Regions from separate parts of the Homo sapiens genome. Here region 1 is linked to region 2. A link is a contact called in ENCODE Hi-C or POLR2A ChIA-PET data. All regions are on one chromosome and are shown on one strand. The core of a region is the stretch at or near the end of the contact, and the rest is flanking DNA. Distances in the headings are between cores, read along the strand shown. Region 1 has its middle 38 kb from the start of PRSS2. Region 2 holds the start of PRSS2 (serine protease 2).

Region 1 (4,885 bases), core at 1,220-3,719, 38 kb after region 2:
TGGTGGAGATCACGGGAATGGCTAAAACCCAGAGGTGAACTCAGCTTTGCCATGGACCCATGAGTGAATCCATTTTCTGCTTCTCTACTGACATCTCAGACTCATCACCAGGTTCACTTTTACCATGTCCTAGAAACTCCCCTATGCTATATAAGAAGACTCATAGTATAGAATGGCATGAAGCATGGCCAACAGTTTTAATCACAGTTCATTTCCATTGCTTGTGGCAAACTCCCATGGCTCCCAAAAAGCTGATTTCTGAGGCTTGGGACCCCATAACCTAAGACTACCCAACCCACCTAGACTCAAACACAACATATTCCCTGCCTTATTCTAGGGTTGAATGTTCTTTCCTCCTATCTGGAAGCCTTCCTTTTCTTGCTGTCTGTGTTTGTGAATTTGAAGTTCCTGGGTTCCTTAACATCCCTACATCTCTGCCTGTCCTTTTATTTTTTTTATTGTGGCAGAACTTATGAATCATCTCCCTCCAACAGACATGATATTTTCTATTCGCCATCCCCCTCTCCTATAGACTCAACTACATGCCTTTCTCTCCCATCTCTATCCATAGTCTTTATCTCTGCTGCTGGTGGACTCCTGAGAGGGCTTCTTGGGGAATATGGGGCCCCAAAAATGAGTGAATGGCTTCTGTAGGTCAGCAAAAAGGATCTGAAAATGAGCCTACACCTGTGACTATTTCCAAAGGATTTTTATCAGCTTGCTCTGCAACTGATCTCAACTGCCCTCTGTGAATATGAGCATTTAATCCACACAACATGTAAAGCTAATTCTCAGCTCCTTTTTGCCAACCTACAGTTGCTATTCACTTATCTCTGGGACCCTATAGTCCCCCCAAAAGCCCTCTCAGGTGTCTACATGCAACAGAGTGCCCATATTCTGGCAAGAACCCATAAATCTATGCGAGACAGAATCATTAGAAACTTTAAAACTTGAGTTTTTGGAATGGAAAAAAAGCATGTAGTGGATGGATGAAAACATTATCGTAGCAAAGAAGATGTTGTAATGCAGAGACCTGGGTTTAAGCCTTAGTTCTGTCATTTATCAACTATGTGACCCTGGGCAAGTGATCACCTCTGAGACTCAGTTTTCCTTGCTGTAAAATGAGCTCAATTACAAGCCCAACTTCATAAGATCGTTTTATCTCATTTAACCCACACAACATGTAAAGCTTTTAGAACAATATCAGTAAGTATTAGGTGTTATTATAACTACTACCAACCTGAAGATTTTTTTCAGGCAAAACATTTTCAGTTTTCTCAATTTTGTTATTATAGGGCACAGTTTTGAGCACGTCCTACTTTCCATAGCCCAATCACTCCCTTCTGAAAACATTAAAGTTTGTTTTTATCCCTCTATCTTTTAAAAAATGTGTTGTACAGGACCTGACCCAGCACCAGGTGGGTTCTGACCTACAAAGAGTAAAGGGGGAACTTTGCCTCCTCTTTCTCAACATCTTATACGTTAGTTGGTTCCATTAGGACAATTTATCTACTTTTTGTACGCTCACCATCCCGTTGACTCACAGAGCTCACTTTGACTCACCCCCTGGGTGTTTTTTCACATATCCTTCTTTCACATATTCCCCTTCCTGTGTTCATATAGATGGTTTTCTCTGTTTGGTGGGGGAGGAGGGAGAGAGAGAATGTTTATCATGTTTATTCAGCTTATCTCTCCAACCTATTAAGATTCTGCAGGATTCTAATTTTGTGATTCATTATATTTATCCTTCTATCCTCATGCCATCTCAGATATGATCATCTTGCCTGATTCATTACTATAAGAGTGATTCATGAAATTCATAGCAAGATCACAGCTCAACAGAGACCCCACATTCCCCAAGCCTTGTCTGAAGTCCAGGAGCTGCTAAAACACAGAGAATTAGCTTCTGGTCCTCCTCTGGCCCCAGCTGCATGGCTCTGAACAACTCATTTTTATTCTCTGGGCTTATATGTCCTCCTCTGTGATATGAGGACATTGGGTAAAGTGATCTCTAAGAATCTTCAAACTCTGCTCTTCAGATTCTCTGATTCAAAGCCTGCAGTCTCTGAAGTACCAAGAGAATGGGAACTCAGAGAAGCTAAGCTCTTCCTGGCCTCAAATCATACATATCTGTGACATAGTCTCAGACAGTCTGATGGTGGAAGAGGACAGCACTGGCACTGGAGTCCCACAGTTAGCAAGAGTCAACTGGAGCCCTGACACCTGTTCCCTGGCCCTCCTCCATCAAAAAGGTCTAGGGCCATGAATGACAAGAAAATTGTGTTAAAAAGGAGAGTGGCCCTGAATCAAAAGGTGGGAAGTAATGAGATGTAAATCGGGGTCTTTTAGGTAATAGCTGACAACTGGGGTAGGAATGGGGGTTCTGAGCCCAGTGCTGGCTGCCGGGCTGTTTATCTCTGAGTCACATCAGCACCAAGCCACAGCAGCCACCTGCCCTAGCTCCATCTCTTACAGTCACAACAGGATGTGGTTTGACATTTACTGGGTCCTGCATCTGGGGTGCCTGTGAAAGTTGCTCCCTCCACCCACCCACCTTCAGAGCATCATGAGAACCACACTCACCGCATCCGGCACCCAACCCCCTCCTATGCTGCTCTTTCTACCTGGGCCCCTGGTTAGCATCCTGGCAGTAGAAATAGAACTTCAGAGGGGAGGGGCAGGGTCTCTAGAGGGGAATCTAGGTATCCCAGATCCATGTGCAGGCCTCCCCTCCCCCAACACATCTTTACACCTGCTGGAGGTTATGCACAAGATCAAAGGCCACAGTGGGCACCATGAAGATAGTGGAGAATGAAAAACAGCTGCAATAACTGCTCTGACCCAGTTGGGATCCCTTCTGGTCCCACATCACTCAGGCAACTCTCTCTTCCCACCTGCCCCCCAAACTCCCTTCCACCTCCCTCCACATGTATCCTCCCACTTCCTTCCACTCATGTAATGAGAGGTGCTGATGAGTCACAGGAGAGGTAGCCCTAGATAACCAACAGACTGCAAAACGGACAGTCCCTGGATGTCTGAGCCAGTGTTTGTGCACTGCATTGACTGGCTCCTCGTAGTTTTTTCCTGTAGTTGCTAAAGCCTGTAAGGTCTGTGTGATGAATATTTTCTAACACATCTTAGAAGAACATAATGCAAGACAGAATGAAAAACTAGAGAGGCAGAAACCCCCAAAGTAAGTAGTGGGAAATTACCAGGTATATAATAGGTCAAGCCTGCTCTGCAGGAGCTCAAGGGATTGTAGCATTCTTATCCCAAACCACTGAATCCTGGGCAAAAATAAGAAGTCGCCTAATTTTAGTATTACCAGCTTCCCAACCCCGGGCATTCTTCATCTTACTCAAGCTGTCCAGAGGCCCCAGGGTGACTCCCTATAAGTCCCATGGGTGGCTGAGATCTATTTAGAGGCACAAGGGTATCTCCTTATAAGTCCCATGGGTGGCTGAGATCTATGAGAAGCATCTTGGGGAGAGTGCCTCTGGCCACCAGCATGTGGCCCTGAATCTTCCATGTGCAACTGGCCAGGGAAGGAGATATATGGAAATAGTCATCCTGCACATCTGCAAAATCAGATGCAAATCCTGGAAGCTCTCCTAGAAAAGAGACAGCCTCATCTGATTAAAGGGGCAAGTGAGTTTGATGAATTATTGGCAAGAGACAGCATGTCTGAACAGGATCGGTCATCCTAAACTGCTTTCCTTTGTCCCCTGGAATTATAATGACTGTGGATTTCTGAGTCCTAGATGGTATGGAAACAGTTATGGGAATGAACAGTCTTGCATGAATAAGAGCAGATAACATGGAGGATGTTAATTTGTTCTGCTGAATTTAGGTGGCTTTCAAGCCTCTCCTTCAATGCTCACCTGTCTCTAGGATGCTCTGTGCAATGATCAGGACTTTTTTTCTTCAGATTCTCTAAAACTTACAATATTCACATAGACCTGCACATTTCTACACAAACTGACTCTCCTGCTTGCAATGTCATTTTGCTTATATAACTATTAGCCTCCTAAAGAGCTAAACTTAGCTACAATTTTATGTCCTTTGTGAAGTTTTCCAGAATTTTTGCAGTATATTACAGGAAGGAAAAATCTGCCTCAAGTCTCTACTAATTCTACTTGACTAGTGGTGATTGCCTGAGACATTTCTCTATTAATGAGGATTCTGAAGCTGTATAAAGCCCCTACAGAATCAGCATCTGAATAGGCACAGCATAGGGTTCAAGTTTCATGGTTTTGCCATCCAAGCATGTTTAGCATTTTAAATATTAATATTTATTACATACTTGTAGTTTATGATTTGAAATTTTTTAACTAAGTCTTCCTCTTGGGTAAGTTGTAATGAAAATAATCTTGTAAGCTTAAGGAGCGGAAAATAATACCTGTTGAAAATTAGAGCTTGTAATAGGGCTTTATAAACACCATCTCATTTAATACACATAACAATTCAATGAGGCAAGTTTTATAGGTGGGGAAAAACTTGAAACTTAGTAAAATTAAATAACTAGGTCAAGTTCATAACAACTAGCAAATTTTTAGACTACAAAAATCAAGTGCTTTGACTAAATCATGCTATGACTGTGCCCAACACCATCTCGAGTACATTTTATTTTTCTTTTTAATCCTCAAAATGACTCACTGTGTCCAGCAAATAATAGCTGCTTAATACATAGGTGATCCTTAAAGTTCAGTAGGGACCCCTGGGCATTATTCCATATGTTCTTGATCACTCTGTGTCTACATCTCAGATTTTCCACTTCAGATTAAATGATACTAGAAATATGCACGTGTCTGGATTGATCTAGGTTAAATGATGCCCGGAATGGAGTATTTTAAGACATCTTGTGCCCCCTTGTGGAGGGGAAGGG
Region 2 (5,107 bases), core at 1,573-4,072:
GGTGGTTGTGATGATAAAATGAAAAAAAAGTTCTTAACTTATATGAGTGACATGCTGTATAGTAAGTTACATGCTATATAGGAAGCACACAGAAATGATTCACTGTTATGATAATGGAAGGACAGTGGTTTGGCATGTTAAGCACTAAACACAAGCCAGAAAGATATCTTAGAGAAGTAGACAAAGAAATCTATAGTTCAGAATGAACAGTACCAAGAATGACATGTCCCCCAAATTGAGCATGGGTAGCTGGATCTGAACCTATCCTACACATCTGAGTCTACAGTATGAGGTAACAGTCTTCACCTATAGCTATCTCCTCTGCCTGTAAGGTCATTCCTTTTTGAAGAAAGCTGACCTCAGACTATACTGTGATCGCTTAAGGAAGAGCACAAAATACTGGAGAAGGCTAGTCTTCAAGCTCTAGATACAGAAAATCCTCAATTCTTGGGTGTTACCTTTCAGAAAAAGAGTCAGAGCTACAAGCCCTGATCCAAAAATCCCTTTTTCCAAAAAAATTCTCCATCTTCTACCAAGGTTCACCTCCCTGTTTAGTGCACACTGGTGTCTATAGTTGCTAGAGCAAGAGTCTCTCCTTATCCTCTAAGGCAGGAGTTCTGTGAAGACCCCATGACAAGGGGACAAAATGAAATAACATGTTCAGCGACAACACAGCAAAACCCCATATTATCAATGCTCTAAAACCTAGCTACCTCAGGCTTGGCCAGTTATTCATGAGCAGAGAGGTGTGTCATCTACATGGCAGTCATGGCCTGGATGGGTCTGGAACTGTGGCAAGGTAAGGCTCTGAGAAAAGGTGCCAGGAGAAAGATGAATTCAATCATCTATTTCTGCCAGGAAGAAAAGCACCAGGAAGGAATCAGATGTACAGTTTGTCCTCTGGGGACCTCTGCCTTGATCCTCAATAAATCTCCTTTTAGATGCCACGTGCAGCAATTCCCACACTTCACAATGCTCTCCATGGCTTCTGTTGGCCTTATGGTCAGCTCTGCCAAGATCTGTATTCTTGGGCAAGACAGAATCCTTCTGAATCTCAGTCTCTTCCTCTATAAATGGAAATAATTTTGCTCCACACAAGTCACCATTAGCACGTTGGTGGGAAGTTAAACTGCGAAACTCAGCATAAACAAAGAGCAATGTACCACTGTTGCTTACGTGAAAACTCCCGTGAAGCAGTCAGGCACCATGCACCATCTAAGCATAGCAGCGTTAGGTATCAGCCTATTAGTGATTAGAGAGGGTACCGGGGAGAGAGGGGGCCTCAGAGCAGTGGGTCTCCTGGCTGTGGGGAAGCTGCCTCAGTGGCCATGCCAGGAGCTGAACCTGAAGGTACTCTGTGTGTCCTCTCAACACCATGGACCCTATTTTGGTATTTTTTTCCAGTTACCTCTGGTTTCCATTTGCTTCCTCCCTCTAGCCCCCTGGCCATGTCCGATTTCTCCAGCAAGTTTCTGAGCTTTTCTCATTTTGCTCACTGTCTCCAGAACATCCCTGCTTCTTTTACCTTTCAAAGAATTCAAACTTGAACTCTGCTCACTCCTGCCCATCACCAACATTAGCTCAGAGTTGATGAGAAGGGAAAGCACCCTCATAAGGAAGCCCCTCCTTTCCTTACATTATTAGACCTGAGCGCAGACAGCATCTCCATCTCCACACTGCTCTGGCCAGGTTATGCCTCAGTCAATTACACGACTGTATCTTAGTACCCTTGGTAGGGCTCAAATCAGGATATTCTCTAGAAAGATTCACTTAGTACTGAGCCAAGTATAATCTCACTACATCTAAAATAGAAAATTCTAGACCCACCCCTCCACATCTTTGTTATTGAACCCAATATGTCACCCATTTACCATGTGCTCAAATCCCTACCTACTGCTGATTCTCAGATCAAATCATAACCCAGATTTACCATGGTCCAAACTCTGACATGTGATCAGGGGCATGTCATTCTGGTTCAGGCTGTCAGCCCCAAGCAGGTGGGTCAGTTTCAATCACCCTGAGTGCAGGTTGCAAGGGCAACCATGAGGCTGCATAAAAAGAACCTATGACAGGATGCACATGAGAGACAAATGTCTTCACATTGAAGAAGGGGAGGAGTGCGCCATTGGTTTTCCATCCTCCAGATGCACTGAGTAAGCTCCTACCTAACCTGTGCCCCCTCCTTCTTCTCATCCCTATGCCGTGGTAGGAGGGAGAGCCATCTTCAAGCCCAGCATCCTATGGAATGCTGAGTCTCTCTTCTCCTTACCCCTTAATGTTGGAATTCTCATTCCCCAAAGCCTTGGATTTGACTTTCCCACTGAGTGACTGGAGAGAAGCATCTTCATATTCACAGGAACAAGCCTTAGTTAGATAAGACTTTGCCCCTCTCCTGGGAGCTCCAGGACACTAAAAAGCCAAGCTTGCTACCAACACTTGCCCTTCCTTAAGTACATTAAATATAACCCCAATAGTAAAATATATTCCTAAACAGCCAGGCCATTCTCCCTCCTTCTAACCCTCATCTCCTCGGCCTAAGAAAGCCCAGCTGTGTGATCTGGGGCTTGGCTTCCCCTGTCTTTCCCATATCAGCATCCTTCCAGGAAACAGCCGGTCTCCCTCTCTGCTCTCAGAAGGCAAGTTTCCTTATCACCTGTGAATCACAAACCCACAGAGTGGCCAAACATACTGATGCAAGACCATAGGAAGGGGAAAGCTGCAGGTGTGTTTGTGCTGGGAGGAGCAGTGACCCTCACCTCACAGACACCTCCTCTCCCCATCCTCGGGAGGTATAAAGACGGGTTCTCCACCAGCAATCAGGCACACTCTACCACCATGAATCTACTTCTGATCCTTACCTTTGTTGCAGCTGCTGGTGAGTTTCACGCCCTGCCTCAGGCCTCAACCAACCCTTCCCTGGCAGACACATGCCCTGCCATTCTTGCCACCTCTCCTCTTTTGACTGTGCTGTGATATTCTATTTCCTCCATCTGGCATTTCTTCTTCCCATCCTCCTTGGGCTCTTTTTAAGCCTCACTTGTTCCACCTTCTCCTTGATTTCACTCCCACCGCTGTTATTCATCCATATCCGAGCTGTGGTTGGAGAAGCTGGGAAGGGAGACCAGGTGGGGCTGGCCCATGAAATGAAGCAGTAGGCTTCAGGCTTGGCTCTGACAGCACCACAATAGCACCACTATAGCTGCTCTTAACCTCGAATGCACCTGGGGAGGTTGAAATTACTCATGCAAGACACTCAACTCTAGAAATTCTCACTTCAATTGTCTGGTGTGCAGCCTGTGTTCTGGGCTTTTAAGCTTCCCAGGTGATTTTTAACATTTCTAGGCATGCAGCCAAGGTTAAGAATTGCTGTTGTTTTGACCAATAATAACGTATACCTTTGTTCTGCAAAAGTGAGCCTGGGGCTTCCCTCAACTCTGCCCTCACTGGGCAGATTTGAGCTGAGGGGGAAACTGGTCATGGCCAAGTCGATGTCGCCAGGGGGTTTTCCTAGCTTGGCCAAAGTAGCCAGACAATCCGGGGCTTAAATAACCAGGTGGAGTACACAGGTGGTGAATAAAAGAGAGAAGACTTCAGTGCTTGAGACAGCCACATCCCAAATCCTATCCCACTGGAAGTATTGTGAGGATATTCCTTGCGTCCTCAGCCTGGTGACCCCAGGAGAGATCTGAACCCCCACAGGGTACCTAGCTACGTGCCCTGCAGACACAGAGACTTGGGAGCCACATCCAGTGATGATCACCAGGGCTGGCAGCGCTCCCCCCCTTGCCTAGCCTCACTGAGCTTGTTAAGGTTTTCTAATTAGCAGGAAGCAGCCACAGGCTGGGAGCGCCACCCCTAACATGCTACTGACTTGCCTTCTCCCTTCCCATCTCCACTCCAGTTGCTGCCCCCTTTGATGATGATGACAAGATCGTTGGGGGCTACATCTGTGAGGAGAATTCTGTCCCCTACCAGGTGTCCTTGAATTCTGGCTACCACTTCTGCGGTGGCTCCCTCATCAGCGAACAGTGGGTGGTGTCAGCAGGTCACTGCTACAAGTCGTAAGTGTGGGGCCCCTGACTGCAAAACTCCCAGCCAGGCTGCCTGGGAGAGCTTGGATTCAGCCCAGGGAAGTACTGAGGTTGGGTAGGACGGACGAGAGAGATGGTGGAAAAGAAAACTTGTTGGCAGCAGCTGACTCTCCAGAGCAGAGAGTGAACACAAGACAGGAAGCCCTCACACCCAGGCAAATCCATGAAACAGCAAGGGTTGTGGTCATAAAAGCAGGCAGGGATGATCTTGGGGTGGTGAGAGCTAGTGAGAAGAGCAGGCTAGTACTTTTGCTGGTTAGCTACACATTAAAGCCACCTAAGAATGAGTACTTAAAAATACTGATCCCTGTGTTCTATCCCAGGGCAATTAACTCAAAATTATCAGGAAGAGGGTGTGAATATCAGTGAGTATTTCACACTCTACCTCTGGTAACTGTAGAGTGTATAGACAGAGCTGAGAACTGCTGCCTACACCAAGAACTCTTAAACCTGAGTATGCATCAGAACTCCCTGCAGGCTTGTTAAGGCACAAATCACTGGGACCCATCCCCAAGGTTCTGATCAGTAGGTGGGGGTAAGGACCAAGAACTTACATTTCTAACAAATTCCCAGGAGATGCTAATGCTATGGCTACCCTTGGATTAGATTACACAGAAGGGTGGTGCTCACCAGGCCAAGAATGGAGGGAGGAGCAGGCACTGTGCACAGTTAGCAAAGGCCTGGAGTGAAGAATGTTGGGAAAACTTCAAGGAGCTCCTTGTGCCCACAGTGCTAGTGACATGGAGATTATGGGAAAGAGTCTGGGAAGGCAGATTGAGGAGCAGCCTCTGGTGGGATCCCTTTGACTCTTCCCCACTCCACTACCACCAACCTCTGAAGCAGAAAGGTCCTGGGTTTCACACCTGCACTGACCCACATTGCTCTCCTGCCCATGCAATATGGCCACACACCCCACCCCATGCCTCCAGAGCTGTCCATGAGCAGGGAGCTTAAGGACCCATGGAAAGGTGGGAGGGGTGCCCTGGCTGTGGGAGAAGGTCTTCACCATGCCTGCC

Evidence for each region. A loop is a pair of places that touch in the nucleus more often than their neighbours do. ChIA-PET counts read pairs that join two places held with the same protein, here RNA polymerase II (POLR2A). Pooled maps may share reads with other maps.
Region 1: a loop to region 2 is called in a map of OCI-LY7, with 7 times the contacts of the local background. The contact joins the enhancer-like site here to the promoter of PRSS2 in region 2. A Hi-C loop is called at or near these places in 17 of 168 maps with a recorded cell type or tissue (B cell, CD4-positive, alpha-beta T cell, CD4-positive, alpha-beta memory T cell and 11 more), 36 of 37 single-sample maps with no recorded cell type and 20 of 50 pooled maps. POLR2A ChIA-PET finds 5 or more read pairs at or near these places in 15 of 52 experiments (B cell, BJ, GM10248 and 9 more).

Annotation. Positions count from the first base shown.
Region 1 is chr7:142,806,467-142,811,351 of GRCh38, forward strand. It overlaps TRB. Among named protein-coding and RNA genes, the nearest start is that of PRSS2, 38 kb to the left of the region's middle. RefSeq lists an enhancer at 1,923-3,122 and a cis regulatory region at 2,244-3,135. Within about 2 kb of position 2,470, at least 10 of the 41 ENCODE cell types and tissues checked have a DNase peak (open chromatin) inside an H3K27ac peak, as active enhancers do; they include B cell, CD4-positive, alpha-beta T cell, CD8-positive, alpha-beta T cell and 6 more, where a contact is called at or near this core.
Region 2 is chr7:142,768,148-142,773,254 of GRCh38, forward strand. It overlaps PRSS2 (serine protease 2), which reads left to right and starts at 2,823. Exons shown (of 5, transcript NM_002770.4): 1 at 2,823-2,875; 2 at 3,902-4,061. The coding sequence starts at 2,836. It also overlaps TRB.